Linked DNA regions of Homo sapiens: region 1 is linked to region 2. Evidence: chromatin loops called from intact Hi-C (ENCODE). Cell type or tissue: Calu3. All regions are shown on one strand. Links, peaks and the distances in the headings refer to the core of each region. The heading gives the core; the rest is flanking DNA.

Evidence for each region. Hi-C counts contacts between places; a loop is a spot of excess contacts. Peaks named below come from ENCODE experiments on the same cell type or tissue, not always from the same donor. Only the 100,000 strongest peaks of a DNase experiment are listed, where the experiment ranks them.
Region 1: it touches region 2 in a loop (3-fold over the local background); 6 of 110 quality-filtered maps call a loop at or near these places.

The regions. Positions count from the first base shown.
Region 1 is chr2:134,447,068-134,455,397 of GRCh38, reverse strand. MGAT5 (alpha-1,6-mannosylglycoprotein 6-beta-N-acetylglucosaminyltransferase) reads right to left here. Exons shown (of 16, transcript NM_002410.5): 16 at 777-6,749. The coding sequence ends at 6,551. Among named protein-coding and RNA genes, the nearest start is that of MGAT5, 200 kb to the right of the region's middle. In Calu3, for the core only: a CTCF peak has its summit at 4,356; a DNase peak (open chromatin) is centred at 4,377.
Region 2 is chr2:134,229,971-134,238,286 of GRCh38, reverse strand. It overlaps a transcript of MGAT5 not described here and the pseudogene RNA5SP104. Among named protein-coding and RNA genes, the nearest start is that of MGAT5, 20 kb to the left of the region's middle. In Calu3, for the core only: no CTCF peak of the experiment used is centred there; a DNase peak (open chromatin) is centred at 3,586.

The sequences.
Region 1 (8,330 bases), core at 16-8,015, 220 kb before region 2:
GTTAATATGTAACAACATGAACTAAAGAAAAAAAAGATTGGGAAGTGTAGGAGCCTGTAGGTTTCTCTTCTGCTGGTTTTCTCGTTGTGTCTAATATACATCATGGAAGCTCAGGGAGGGGAAGTGACACTGGTAGCGTTGCCCAAATGTAGGCACTCGGCTTTCCCTTGTGTTCTAACATGCTCTGTGAACTGTGTGGGGTGTCCATTTTGGGCCGTAGCCAGGAGGCCCGCCAGCTTCAGAGAGGCCATGCAGATGAGGGCCAGTGTCATCTGCAGACAAACTGTTGGGTGGGGCATGGACTAACCTTCCCTGTCTCCAGGGCATTTGCCTAACCAGCTGCTCATGGCTCACTGCTTCCTGGCTCAAAAGCTGCTCTTGAAAGGGAGAAATCTATTCTAGGTCCAATGGTCGCTGGTGCTCAGCCCCTTATAGAGCTATTTTTATTAGCTCATTCTTAAAGATTTTTCTCAAAATCTAGCAGTTCACTTTCTAATTGAATTTCCTTCTAGGGGAAGGCAGCACAAGGAGAGTGCGCTAACATGAGTAGTGGTGGATGTGATATAAGGGAAGGAATACACAGTAGTAAAACCTTCCCCTCTCCACTCCTTAAGTATACCTTCCTGTCTTCCTACCAGCCGTTTCAACAGTGTGCTGCAAACCGTGAAATACAGCTGGGGGAAGCTGTGTGCTGGGGACGCGCCTAGACAGCAGCTCAGCTTTGTTCTGGAGGTGACCCTGCATGCACCCGCCCCCCCAAAAATCACTTCCACCTGTCACACAAGAAAAGTTTATTGAAAAATAAAGTTCTCCCTAGTTTTCTCTACAACAGTGGAAAACAAAGCAGTGCTCTCTATGCCAGGACAGTACATTTGGACGGCGACACCTTGTTTGCAGAATCCTGCATTACTTAACCCCCGAAGTGAATCACACAAAATGGCTGTAACCAGGATCTGTTTGAAGACACAGATGCAAACGGCCATTAGCTTAAAGACGTCAAGGTTGTGACAGCAACTACAGTGGAAGGGACGTCACCATCTCCTTTGGCATCAACTATTATGCTATTAATACTTGGGTAGGACAATGAGCAAAATGCTTCCCAAGTTCGCTCCCTCTCAGCTTTGGCAGATGTGAAGCTGCTCTGAGGTTCCTGACACGCTGTCCTGAGAGGCGTGTAGACCTCCAGCACCACAGATCCTTTGAGCACCACCCCGTCCCCGCCATCCTCCATCAACAGTGGCCCTGCCCACCACATAAGCACAGGGTTCTCCAGCCGTGGGGTCAGGGTGGCATTGAGGGAGTGTCTTAAGGCTCCACAAAATCTGGGCTACAGAGATGCTTTGCAGATGGGAAATTCCAGTCACTGCATCCACAGGACGAGACTGCTGATTTGGCGGAACAGAATCCAAAGGAATTTGACGAAGTCACCAAACTCCAGCAAATTCCACACCTGCAATCTATCCAGAGTTGTGCCAAGACAGGGCAGGAGATAAGGAGATAGATAAAACTTTGAATCCATCAGGGAAGTAAGAGGCTAAATCCTCTCCCCCAAAACAAAAAGCAAACCGATATTTAGGTGATTTGGGAAAACATTCAGTCATGAGCAGCCTCTAGGAGCTGTTCTGAGAGGCCAAAATCCCTGCCCCATTGCCCCCAGCTGGCAGGGTGGGGTTGGTTTTCTCCAGGAGGCGGCCAGGGAATAACCTTTAATTTGATGGAAACATGCAGAACTAACCAGTCTGGGAGTCTGATCCCTGAGGACAGGAGGGGCCACCCCAGCCTGTAGGGGCCGGCAAAGGGACCTGCCTGGGGAATGTGTAAGTTCAATTGGTCATTCCTTCTCCCTTAACGCAGAAAAGCCTCTATTATTGCATTCAAAGGAATACTGTTAACTTTGACTCAAGGGGTGCAGTCTGCCAGAGAACCCATTTTAATTTCTAGCTCAAAAATGTTCCTTGAGGAAAACCCTTGGAATGTTCTGAAAGACGTCAGTGGGGTAAGGTCCAGTATGTGGCTAGCCAAAGGTCACCTTTACCTTTTCCAGCTGGAGTTCATAAATTCTTGCAGCCTTGTTTCCTTGGGGGCTGAAGTCTGGCATATTTTCAAACCAGTGCATTCAAGAATACAGTAAGATCCCAACCAGCAGGGTAGGCCGAGAACTGGGCTACTCTAAACCAGTAATTCCTACAACATTCAATCAACTTGGAATCATGTTTTCATGTAGGTATTATTTTTGAATCAACAGGAAGGGAATGAGCTCAGCTCTATTTCTCAAGTTTTACGAAACACTAATAACAATATTTAACATTTACTAGGGCTTACTATGTGCCAAGCACTGTGCTAAACACTGAATCCTCACAAAACCCTAAGTGCTAAGAAAGCTAGGGTAATTTTTTTCTGCATTCAAGACTCTACAGCTAATTTGGTCTTTTGCTATAAAAACTTGGTCTCCCACTTTTTGTTGAAGCGAACAAGAATCACAGGAACTCACCCTCAGCTTCACGAAACTCCCAGCTTCCTAAATGAGCATGAATCTATTTATGTCCATCCGTCTACTCACATGAAGATGCTCTGCAGCTCCACAGGGATGGATGGGATTAGAATAAAGCCAATATGGAAATTAAAATACTTTTAAATAAATAAAATAATCCAGGCTTGGGATAGTAACACATACAACAGAGCCTGTCGTTAACAAAATAGACTTTTCTTTTTAAATCAAGAATTTTTGGCCAGAGGTGAGGGTGGCAATGTCTAATATACACAAGCTAGGTAAACCACCTTGGAGAAATGGGGTGGCCACCGTGGTCTGCCCTAAAAGGCACACACCTACCTACAGACATACAGTTTCAGTCCAACACATCATACTGATGTCAACCCTGTCAGTGAGCTGCACTGGGCTCCACTCCCAAAGGGGAAGCTCATTATTCACTTTTATTAAATCTTGCATTCACTAAAGAAACAAAAAAGGGGTGCACGTTCTTTCCCTTTCATGATGCTAAAGTATTTCTTCTCCAAGCAGGGCCCTGAACTCCTTGGATGCACCCATTCACATGATTCTGCCTCAGCCACACCTCAGCAAGTGCGTGGGTGGCAGGGAACACAGGCTGGTTGACACGTTGGCAACCAGCAGTCCCAAGGTAGACCCAAAGGTATGGCAGAATCCAGCCCTTTCTTGAGGTTCTCAAGGCTTCACACCCTCCTCTGTGGGTGGAAGTGCACATGCATACACGCTATGGCCTGGCGGGGGGGTTATAGGGAGCGTCTGGTGTCCAGCTTCAACAGCTACAGTGGCTCAAGAACATGTCCTGTCTCTTAGCTGGAGGAGTCTGCTATTGCCCTTCAACAGCATCCGGATTCCAAAAACCCCAAAGAAAAACGAAAAGGCACATCAAGGAAACAAATATCACTAAAGAAACTGACTAATATCTCCAAACGCACAGCAAACACACAAAAAAGCAAACTGTAATGAGCAGTGACACAAACCCAGTCCAAACAAAAATGAAAAGCATCTCCATTTATACATGTGCAAATCAAACTGCATACACAAAATAAATGCGGTGTTTACCAGCATTCAAAGAAGTCTTTTTACTCCTCAAAGTATCTACCTTTCAATGGAAAGCTTTCTCTTTTAGTAAATTAGATGAATGTTTTCCCTCAAGTTTTTTAAGAGCTTAGGATCACAATGGGGAAAATAATCCAAAAAAACAGGCAAGATATTATAGCGGGGAAAAACATTAATCATAACTTAGGATTTCTCTCCCCATGGAACTGTTATCAGCTATAAATCGGTTTAGGATTCTATCAAGATCAGCAATGGCAAAACCTCCGCAGGCTTCCAGCCCACACAGGGGCACCTTCCTCTCCTCTTCCATGCAGGGCAGTTGGAAGCCCCCTCCCCAGTTTCCTCTCCAGGATCACTGACTAGACCTGGGCCAAGTCTGAGGAGGCCTGGGAGCCAGTACACATTCAGGGGTCACTGACTCTTCAGATAATGCCCTAAACAACTGGAGTGTGGGCTTGTTTGCTCCAAGAGCAGCTGCCCTGTCAGTGGAACTCCGGCGCACTTCCACTCAATACTGGACTGGGGGGGATGAAAGAGGGATTTTTAAATGGCAGAAAAGTGTTCTTCTGGGCTGTCTGGCCCGGGCAGGGCGGGTTGTGACTTGGAAAAGAAGGGGAAGGTAGGGAGGCCTTGAACTTAGGGACAGCCAGCAAATGATCCTTGCAGCTTTTGGAACACAAGGCAGGGCTAAGGTTACCTTTCAGCTTCCTTGCTTAAGTAGCAGTGGCTAAGTGGGTTAAACTTTGCTCGGCCTGCAGGCTCCCCCTGTTGGTCAGATACTTGCATTGACATCCTCAGTGTTCAATGCTCCTGGAAGAGCCCAGGAGAGGGCGGCACTGGCCCAGGGATTGCAGGTCAGGGAACTCTAGCAAATTCCCACACCCTAGGGTACAGCCAAGAGGCCCATTCACAAGGAAAAAGCTCTTCCTTACAGCAAGGATGCCAGTCATCTGCCCTCCTACTGCAGGAAACTGCCCTTGCTTAAAAGAAATGCACAGGCTCATACACACACACACACACACACACACACACACACACACACACACACACACTCACTCACCAAGGTTTCCTTTGGACTTCTGCCCTTCTTCCTAGGCCCAAGCAGAGGCTATTCTCAGCCAGGTCTGGAGGCGCCCCTGTGATGATGCTCAGGGCAGAGGCCTCCCCATGGTACTCTACCTGGCAGATGTGCTTGGGGGCCACCTAAGGAGTGGAGGAGGCCCCGGGTGCCCCCCACCCTCCTCTTAGACTGGAGATACAATTGAGACGCACTGAGCAGGGATCTCAGTGGGCCTAAGAAAAAAGGCTGGCTGCACATTTGTGTAGCAATTGAGAAAGAAGCAGAATGTAACTTCCCAGACTTAAAGGCCCCACACTAACTCTAGTCCCCATGAAGCGGAATTCTTCCTTTCCCTCACATTCTGAAAGCTACCAGCCATTACGCCTTGCCCATCAGTTCTGCCCAGCGGAGGCTCCACTGGGCCGCCCTCTGTTAGCAGGAAGGGTGCTTGGAAGCCCCGGCACAGAGCACATCATTGAGCGACTGAGGCGCCCAGCAGAGGCCAAGTGGAGGACGCCAACCGCTCACATTAGGCAGAAGGGGTCTCACTTGCATCAGCATGGAGATGTCAGGGGCTTTTCAGAAACTTACAAACTTGTACAGAGCATGGCAGCAATGATTCAGTGGGGTGGGAACTTATACAAAGGCAGAGCATGGGGGGGTCCAGGGTTTGGAAGGTGGGGTCCAGTGTGTCTGACCAGGCCAACCTGATGACTGATTACTCAACAAGTCAGAGTGATCCTGCCTGAAGGAAAAGCCAGCACCAGATTCCCACCTTTGCGAGCTACACCCTCAGGTGAGTAGCCAGGACAGGGCACTGCATTCATCCTGAGCTGCCCCCACTCCCCCAGCAGACATCAAGAGCCCCCTTCCCTGGACTTTGGTGCCATCAGAGGGGACACAACACAAGCCCACCTGTCAGGAGCCCAGCTCCGGTCGCGCCACAAATTCTTAAGGACCGACTTCACTCCTGTCCAAATCTTGGCTCAAAGATAATCCTCTCCAAGTCCATGAACAGCGTGAGTCTTTCATCTCTACTTTCCTCCTCATAGCGGGGCTGGAGGGAGGGTGAGTTTACCAGAAACTCCAAAATCCCTCAATCCTGTATTTCCTTCCCAAAGGGATTCTAAAAGAAATTACGGCCAAGGTATGTGTCTGGGCATGGGGACATGGAGGAAAGGGGCCTCATCTCCTTTTTCGTCCCTGGCTGGGCTCTCTGGACAACACAGGCACGTCCCCCTGACTGAGGCAGCCCATGCTCTAGGTGCCATCTATGACGATGCCCTGGGGAGTTTGGCTGTGCTTCCAAAGCAAAAGTTTCTTTTGTTCTGCTGCCATCTGTTTTGAGCTGCCAGGTCCCCATGGCTGTCCCTGAGCAGGCCACCAGCCCCACGGCACACGGTCTCTCTCCTGCACCCTGCCCAAAGCAGACAGAACAACAGTATAGTGAAGGTGGATGATTAACAGTGGAAATAAAAGAAGCCTGTGATCAATCCCTCCTCTCCCTCCCGCGGTCCCCTCCCTCCCACCCGAATAAATAAGTTAATGGGTTTAGGAATATTCCCATTCAGAGTTCTTTCCCATCAGCTCAATTCCTCCTGTTTTGTTTTAAAGGACTCTTGAGACTTTCTTTTGCCCTGGAGCAGCTGCAGTGACAGTCTTCCCACAGTTGCTCCTTGAGAAACAGAAATGATGTTGTGCCAGGGACAAGCCAGGCTCCTGGCCTGACATACGCTCTTGTTTTGTTTTGGTGAAGACTCCACTGGGTTGCTCGGAGTGCAGCAAGGGCAATGCCAATTCAGAACCTTCTACGAAAAAGTTCAGGCTCTTGCCAGAGTCCCTGCATGACTTCTGTCCCTGGCCCTGCCTGACGGGGCTGGGGCCACTGTCTTCCCCAGCAGCATGGTGCAGGGCTGAGCAGGTAGCTGCTATAGGCAGTCTTTGCAGAGAGCCACCTGGCCCTTGATGAAGTCCCGGCAGGGGCAGACCCTCTGGTGCCTGGGGTGGGCGCCTGCACAGCTGAAGAGCAGGAGGTCACCTTGAAACACACAGTGCTTATTCTTAGGGTCAAAGGAGGGCACCAGGATGTCCTTGGCCAGCTCTGAGCTTTGGCAGGTCACCTTGTACCTGAAGAGGAAGAGAAAGGCACAAGTGTTGGTGATGAAGGGACAGAGCCTTTCCTCGTCACTGGCCCTGTGAGCCCCCATCTTGAGGCATGGGGGGATGTTCAGTTGTCTTGTCCTACTTTAGAAATGAAATGGTGCCCACCCTCTTCGTCTGCAATCCTCCACCTCTAGGCATCTAGACTCAGGAAGGCATGTGTGCACCAGGGAGTGTGTGCAGGGGTGTGTGTTTGAGGCTGCCTAGTGAAGCTTTGTCTGCAATGGAGAAAAACTGGAAACAACCCAAATACTCACCAAGCAGGGAATGGCCAAATAAATCATGGCCCTTCTGTGCTTTTAGAGTTCTCTGCAGCTGTTGAAAAAGAATGAGGGAGAAGAGAGGAGCAGGAGAGTCATCCTGGGGAAAGGTGAGTCCCAGAATGGGAAGCACAGGGGAACCAGCCCGCAGTGTGCACACGGGAGGTGAAGGCTGCAAGTCGAGACGGCTATGTGCTAATGCCTTAGCAATGGCTGCTTCCAAGAAGTGAGAGTGGGGCAAAGCTCAGCATCATTTACGTTCTTTAAGTATGTTTAACTTTTTAATTAAAGGCTTTAAAGAATTCCTGTTATATGGCCTTAGCCTCTTGCTGGAAAGCTATCAGACAGAAGGTGCTGTCCTGGGGCATCGCCTCCCTGGGTCTTTGCAGCCACCCTTAAGCCATGGCAATGGTAACCCCAGTTAGAGGAAGGTGAACTGAGGCTTCAGGATGTGCAGAGACGGCCTGAATCCAGGCCCTCTCTCCCCAGCCCTGTACTTCTGCCATCTTCTCCCAACAGCTGAGTGGTCTCAGGCGGTGGAGCCTGGTGGCTTTGCTTCCTTTGGCTGGGACCACTGCGTAGGGGGGCCAAGGATATTCTGATGTTTCCATTCCCAACAGTTTTGGCCTCTTATCTCATATCTTTCCCTCCCACTTGGGATGACTGCTCCCATCCACCTTGCTTCCTGAAGGAGGCAGCGGCCTCACCTGGTGTCCTGCATGAATGCGAGGTGGGAACCCATGCTGTATCTGATATCAGAGAAAGTGGTGTTGGGGGACGGGCAGACCTGGGTTTGAGTCCTGGCTTTGTCTTTTAGGAGCTGTGTGGCCCTGGACAAATGAGTGAGCCACTCTGTGGCTCAGATTCCCTTCCATAGAATGGGGATAAATGATTCTTTACTGCAGGAATTAAGTTAGTGCTTCTACAGCATGTGACAGAGTCAAGCTCTAAGTAAGTGGATAAATGGCAACCATCATTGTTGTCAGGATTGTGGTCATTGTCGTCATCACCCTGCCTTGGCAGACATCGGATGGGCTATACCACCTCCCCACTTGCTTGTCCAGTGGTATGAATTTACACACCAACCATTTCTATTTCACTTGGTTCATGGAAGTCTCATTTTTCTGCTGACACGGAGGGGATGAGGATGGGGAGCCTGAGGTTTCTCGTTGCCTCTGAGAAGCTTCCAAATGGGCTTGTATGTGTATGTATGCATATGTGTGTGTACATGGGCATGTGTGTAGAGCATGTTTATGTACTTGCATTTGTGTGCGTGCATGCGTATGCA
Region 2 (8,316 bases), core at 317-8,316:
CTGTGAAGTATGTACTAACCATCTCCATTCAGAGTAGGGAAAATTGAGGCACAAAGAACTAAGCAATCTGTTCAATGTCACACAGCTACCAGGTAGTACAGCTGTTGTAGACTGGGCATCAGGCTCTTTAATCAGTGTTCTCTAGTGCCTCAGTACCTCTCAGAGAGCTTCACGCTTAGAAGGTCTCCAAACTTATGAAATGAATAAATGGAACAAGTCTAGAAAAAGAAAAAAAGGAGGCCGGGCGCAGTGGCTCACGCCTGTAATCCCAGCACTTTGGGAGGTCAAGGTGGGCGGATCACAAGGTCAGGAGTTGGAGATCAGCCTGGCCAACATGGTGAAACACCATCTCTACTAAAAATACAAAAATTAGCTGAGCGTGGTAGCACACGTCTGTAATCCCAGCTACTCAGGAGGCTGAGGCAGGAGAATTGCTTGAACCCAGGAGGCAGAGGCTGCGGTGAGCCAAGATCGCACCACTGCACTCCAACCTGAGTGACAGAGCAAGACTCCATCTCAAAAAAAAAAAAAACAAAAACAAAAACTGCACTCCAACCTGGGCGACAGAGCAAGACTCCATCTCAAAAAAAAAAAAAACAAAAACAAAAACTGCACTCCAACCTGGGCGACAGAGCAAGACTCCATCTCAAAAAAAAAAAAAAAAGAATTAAATCATTTATATAAGTTGAGTTCCTTTGAGTGATAGGCTTTCTGCCCCATTTCATCCAGGAAACTCTGCTAGTCAGCTATTTTCAAATGAGCCAGGTAGGTATTATGAATTCCCACCTGGGGAATGTTTCAAAAAGCAGTTTCTCCTTTATCCTCCTCCCCCAGTACTGCTTTTGTCATTGCAGGTTTGGTTTATATCTGGAAATTTAAAAAGAAAACTTCCCAGATTATTCTGCAAACATTTACTTATATCCTTCCCCCAGCCAGTGGAGCATCTCTGCTAGGAGGTGTCTTGCCTCCCATGACAGAGAGTAGAATCCAGAATGGCTGAGTGGGAAGTCTCACACGAGGGACTTAATTTCAGAGACATTAGGAGGCACAAGTAAAATTTAGGCAGTGAGCAAAACAATTCTTTTAGGGCTCAGCAGCCAAGTACAGACCAAGAGGGTAAAAATTCACACACACGCGCACACACACACACACACACACACACATATACTCCTTCTACATAACCTACCTATCCTACCTACCTCAAACTTGCAAAGGCTATCCTGAGGAAAAGGAGAGATTACTAGCACATTTGTTAGTTTAGAAAGATATCAAATCTTACTATTTTTCTCTTGCAATTATATTAAAGTGACATTAGAGTATCTTCCACAGGATGAAAACTATATAAAAGGGTGATAAGAGGCCAACTAGAGAGTTGCAACCTCATCAGACAAATATTCATGGAAGGGGCTTACTGGGTGCTCCCAATGATGCTAAAGTTTTGAGGAGAAAACACTGAGGGTACAAGACAGAGTCCCTGCACTTAGAAACATCCTCCAACCATGCACACACCCACCACCACTCCCACAGAGCAGCCAGAACATGCTGAAATCAGGGGCCCTATTGGCGTGTCCCTGTATTAGTCTGTTCTCACACTGCTAATAAAGACATACCCGAGACTGGGTAATTTATAAAGGAAAGAGGTTTGACTCACAGTTCAGCATGGCTGCCAAGGCCTCAGGGAAGGGGAAGCAAACATGTCCTTCTTCACATGGTGGCAGCAAGAAGTGCCAAGCAAAAGGGGGGGGAAGGTCCCTATAAAACCATTAGATCTTGTAAGAACTCACTATCATGAGAACAGCATAAGGGTAACCGTCTCTGTGATTAAATTACCTCCCACGACACATGTGGATTATGGGAACTACTAAGATGAGATTTGGGTGGGGACACAGCCAAACCATATCAGAGACTCTTTTGGGCTGCAGAGAAGCCTCAAGAGGTTTCATGGAGATCCTGTGGCCTAAACTGGGTCTCATCCCTTCATATCTCTCCAACTAATCTCAAGGTCCAGGCTAAACACCAGGAATAAAAGGTGAAGAAAAAGAAGTTCCTGGAACCACTGCCTGCAAGCTCCAAGCTTTCTCTGCAGTCATGGGACCCGTGAAGAACAACTCTGAACACTGCGCAGAGTTACAGGGCTAGGGGCAGAGCTTTGAACAAGCCACATCTCAAAACTTTGGTTTTGTATGCCCATAAAATTAAGCAGCAGAAATAGGTGGTGTCTGAGGCTCTTCCATTTTCAACTTAACTGAGAAAAACAGGTCTGTATTTTCCAGCTACTTGGATGTTTTCACTACTTCAGAATGATGACACTCACAGCCTAGAATGTGATCGTGGTAGGAAGGGGAGGGGGAGCAAGACAGAAACTGAGTTACAGTGAGAATTATAGATGAATGAAGTCATTATGCAAAACAGAAAACCAAAGCTAATTTGACTGTGCCCCCTCCCCTTTTATCCCTTGCCTCAAATACACTAAATCTATGTCACTTGCCTCTCATGACCACTAGATTTATAAGCCCATTAAAAATACTTCTATAATCACTCCATGCAAAAAAAAAAAACCCCTATTATTATTACAATGATTTAAATCCCTACAGCAGTACAGCAGGATCTGGGGTGGGGAGAGTTTATTAATACCTTAGCAAAACGTGCCATGAATACACCATTTGGATATTCATTTTTTTAAAGTGCCCTGATTTTTCCCAGGGTGTTCAGTTAACATTTAGCTCATGGTGTTACCGGCCCTGTCGATTGGGTTAGGTTATTTTCCTCAATTCCTCTGCTCTGTGGCTCTTCTCTCTCTCCATCAAAACCCACCCAAGGATCAAGCTGAGGTACTCGTTTCTCAACCCTCACTGGGTATCACGATCATGTTGGAAGACGTTTTAAATACAAATGGTAGCCCTCCCCAAGATCATAATTCAATTGGTCTACACAGGGCCAGGAAAGCAGTATAATTTAAAGCAATCCCAAGAGACTCTAAGGTGCAGTCAGAGTTGAGAACTATTGATCTAAGATAACCACCTTCCCAGGCAGATAAGTGGGTAGAAGGGTACTGAGGGAAGAGAAACAGGTATGAGGTCGGGGAGCATGGCAGGGGAGACAGGGGCTGTGTTGAACCAAAGACCAGGCACCCCTCTGATAGGGCAGCCACTTCTCAGCTCTAACCACCAGACAACTTGAGCTAAGACAGCCTGGGTTAGCTAGATCTTCCAATTTTCCAAAGAAGCCAGAAACCCAGAGTTTTGGTCAAATCTGTGTATTCTTAAATGCTGGTGCTAATTTAGATTAAAAAAAAAATTCTGGTGGTCCAAATAAAACGCATCTGCAACCTTCCTTACAACCACCACCCTAAGCACTTGAAGCTGGGGAGTCTTATAAAAAGACTGAGGCAAATATACAAGACCTTGAATTGAAGGCAGTTTACAATCTCACTCACCTGCTCAGTCCACCTCATGACAGGTGTCTGTTACTTTATCCTAATTGCTCAACTATTCTGGACTTTCTAAACAGCAGCTGGTATTGTTCTCAAATATTGACTTCTGCTAATCACTTTCAAAGGATTCTGAGCACTGGCTTCCAGCCCTCATTCACCACCCAACACAAGCTTGTGACTTAGTCACACCTTATTGCTAATCCCAAGAAACGAAGGGAATTTAAAAGCACCTGGTGAGAGAGAAGCAGGCCTCAGAATCCAGAAAGCCTAAGTGACTTGCCCAGGGCCACAAAGACTGTCAAGGTAGGGTGAACAAACTTGTCCCCGTTGGTCACCCTAGTTGAAGGACAGAGCCACATTGCTGTGTCTTATGTATGGACCCCCATAGTCTTATAATTCTTGATATATACATACATTTGACTTTTAGCTTTATGATCTGCTCCCTGTTGAGACTCAAACTTCTTGAAGGAAGAGATTCAAATCTTTCTGTGAACTAACTACTTAATATCTGTTGGGAAAAGTCCTTGTAGCCCCCTTGGTTAATAAAGATGGCTGCTGGTGGTGCCCTTGCAAACTATAGGCATCACTGCTCTAGGAGTCTCTTGGAAGAACCTGTAAGTCTTGACTCCCACCAACCCCTGCCCCCAATCCCCGGCTTCCTTCTCAGCCCCCAACTACTTCATCACATCAATAACAAAGTATGAGAAACACAGAAAAATGAAACACATGAGCAACTTTCAACTGACTGTTTCCTTCTCTCTTTAGACCACAAAGTCTCCCTGCTCTAATGAGATTATTACCCATCATGAAAGGACATAGCATCTAGCGTTCTGATTTCTCCACTCAGAGATACACCTCAGAAGGCAGCTTCTCAGCTGTGAAAGAAGTTGGCCTTTGCAATCCTCTCTTAGAAGTCTGCTTCGGAATTATTCAAGAGAGCCAGAGTCAAACCTAGAGTGTTGTGCATGAATAGAGAGGCAATCTGGTGTGGCAGAGAGGCTTGGGAATTAGATTCAGATTAAAATCTCTGCACTGACATAAGCCAGCCCTGTGCCCTCTTGAAGTTACAGAAATGAAGATCCAGTTTCCTTATCTGTAAAATGTCTACCTGCAGGGTTTAAATTTGCAAAGGGCCTAGTCTAGTGACCGATCCTTGATGAGAGTTACTGGAGAAGTCTCATGACTCCTACAATGAGCCCCAGAGGCCTCTGTGAGTAAGGTGGAAGGACCTAGCCTTCTGCCTGATCTAAATACATTAAGATCTGCCTTTGCTGACCTAGTTTTATTCTAAAGCAGTTGTGGTTTTCTTTCTTCCCTTCAGTTCCTTTTCTCAAAGGATGTAAGCATATCTGTGTGAAACACATAAAAAAAATGCACCAAGTGTCAGCAAAATGTTACTGTAACTGATAAAAAGGCATTTTCTATCTTGTCCATCAGTTTTGATGAGGAAGCAAAGCAGACTAGCCCAATTCCTAGCATTGGTAAAGATTGCTACTTCAAAGAATTTTCTGGGTCAGCACCTAAAAGTCTGAAATCCATTCCACTGAATTCATTATGACCCATAGTAATACCCCATCTCTCAAAGCAAAACTACACTGTGATTCATTGCATAGAGCCATTCCCTGGTAGACACTATATTTTAGACTTATGAATAAAACAAGTACAGAAAACAAAATAAAACACAGAACCAGCCCTGTACCCTTATATTTTACAATCTACAAAAAACAAAGTCAGATTTACACATACCTGGAAAACAACTCACGATGACATCATTTTAAGCTAACTGAATCTTGGATTCAAGAAGAATCAATGTCTATACTATTCTTCTAGCATAAAACCTGTTGTGGCAGTTTTAACTTTTTAACTTAAGAAAGTTATGACCTTAGGTCACTAGACAGAATTACATTACTCAAATGTATTCTTGGCAAACTCTTTGGGGATATAATTCACTCTGCAAGGAAAAACTGGTAATTGCCACCAATATCTCACACACATGTACATACAAGAAGACACACCATAACACACCATAACAACCACCACCCACAGAATCAAGAAGACCCATGCCATTCTTAAATGAAAATGTGCACCAGTTAAGAAATAATCTAACATCTCAGGTTAGCAGGAAGTGCCACACTCCAACCTAACAAGAAAAATGGGCATTAAAAAAACATTACATAGGTCTGTGGTCTATTAACAGTAACCTGTTAGTATCAACTTCCTGGTTTGGTATTGTAACAGAGCATGAAATCTGGGGAAGGATGGGTCCGTGGGTCTCTTTGTACTGTTTTTACAACTTCCTGTGAAATTATTTCAAAATAAATTGTTTTCTAAGCATTACTTATTGGGTATCATCCTGTTTGGGGAGATTTTTCAAGATGTAGAAGCCCTTTCCCAAGGCCCCTCTTCAGCTAATGGGTCCAGAATAGGATATACACCTAAATACTTTGAAAAGGGTTCTGGTTCCTAGATGATCTGAAACTCCTCCCCTGTTGAGTAAGAACCACCACCAAATGGCAGGTAAATCACTGAAGACATTTAACAGTGCTGAGGCCACCATATTTGATATTGGCTGCTGTGTAGAGGATGGGTTTGAAGGGTGGCTCATGAAAATCCGGGTGAGAAATGAGTCCAATAAAGGCCTGAACAGGGTAGTGGCAGTCCAGTCATAATAAGAAACCAAATGCTAGAAATACTTAAGAGGTCAAATCAGCAGGACAGTGGGCAATGACTAACTGGAAGGAATGAGGGAAGACGAGGAGGAGGAGGAGGAGTATAGAATGACCACTAGGCTTCCAGCTTGGGCAGCTGAGGAAAAGGTGACATGTCATTCACCAAGACAGGAAAATGGAGGAGCTGGTTTGTGAGGGAGGATGGCTGCCTGAAGCTTCCACAGAGCAATAGTACTATATCATATATTGCAGACAGAACGATCTTTGTCTAGAGAGGTAATTCCTTCTTCCTCAACTCACTGGGTGTAAAGTACCAGGGGACAGACAACTCGGCACAGCAGGCAAGAAGGACCAGCCACTACTCAGCCATGTCAGCCACTTGGCCCCGCCCTGGTCTGATCATTTTCACAGCCAGCCACAAACCCAGTGATCTTTCCCCAAATACCTCCAGTGGGTAGAGAGCTACTCAACCAAGCTGCTCCCCACAGGTTCTAGAGGGTCTGGGTTTCTAACATTTCTATTAAAAGAACTCCAGAGGGTGAATGAGGGAAATCATCCATCAATAAATCAAGCAACTAATTATTTCACTTTGCCATAATCTCTTTAAGAAATGGTGTTCCAAAGTGAAAGGAAGAATTCCACATGAGAAGACATCAAGACAGCCTATGAAGATCTTGACATAGGAATTTGTACATTGCTACACAGGAAGCATTTACCACCCACCACAGAGGAATGCAGTTTATTTGATAATTATTTGTCTAGGTTATAAACCCTTTTTGTAACAGTTTACTGAAATATAATTCACATACCATACAATTAACCAACTTAAAATATACAATATAATGGTTTTTACTGGGCTCAGAGTTGTACAAGCATTACAACAATCAGCTTTATAACTTTTCTCCCATATAAGTGCCAACCAGGCTCAACTCTGCTTAGCTTCCAATATCAGAACAGATTGGACACATTCAAGGTAGTGTGGCTGTAGAGAATTTCATATAACATTTTATCATACCCAAAAGAAACCCACACCCTTTAGCTACCACCTCCTAACCCCTCCTCCTCCCCACTCCAGCTCTAAGCAAGCACTCATTCTACTTTGGTGTCTCTATAGATATGCCTATTCTGGACACTTGATATAAATAGAATCATAATATGCAGTGTTCTTTGACAGCTTTCTTTCACAAGGTCCAATGTTGTAGCACATATCAGTGCTTCATTTTGTTTACAGCCAAACAATATTCCATTGAATAGATGCATCACATTTTGTTGATCTATTCATCAATTGATACTATTATGAATAAAACTGCTATGAGCGTTTGTGTATGACTTGATGGGTGTGTGTGTGTGTGTGTGTGTTTTCATTCCCCTTGAGTATATACCTACGAGTAGAATTACTGGGTCATATGATAACTCTGTATTTAACATTTTGAGGAACTGCTAAAATGTTTTCCACAGTAGCTACACCATTTTACATTCCTACCACCAGTGTATGAAGGTTCCAATTTCACCATATTCTTGCCAACACTTATTTGTCTCTTTAACAATTTTTTAAATTGACAAATAATTGTACATAGTCAAGGGGTACATAGTGATGTTTTAATACATAGAATGTATAAAGAGCAGATTAGGGTAATTGCATAGCCATCATCTCAAACATTTACAATTTGTGTTGGCAAGGTTCAATATCCTATTTGAAACTATATATCATGGCTAACTATAGTCATCCTACAGTGGTATGAAACACTAGAACTTATTTCACCTATCTAGCTGTAATTTGGTATCCTTTAACACAGGGGTCCCCAACCCCCAGGCAGTGGACCAGTACCAGTCCTTGGCCTGTTAGGAACTGGGCCACACAGCAGGAGGCAAGCAGCCAGCAAGTGAGCATTACCACCTGAGCTCCACCTCCTGTCATATCAGCGGTTGCATTAGATTCTCATAGGAGCACAAACCCTGTTGTGAACTGTGCATGTGAGGGATCCAGGTGGCACACTCCTTATGAGAATCTAATGCCTGATGATCTGAGGTGGAACAGTTTCATCCCAAAACAACCCCTTCATCCGTGGAAAAATTATCCGCCATGAAACCAGTCCCTGGTGCCAAAAAGTTTGGGGGCTGCTGTTTTAGTAAATCTCTCCCTATCCTTCACTTCCCCCATCTTTCCCATCTGTCTTTTTGATGACAGCCATCCTAACAGATGTAAAGTGCTAT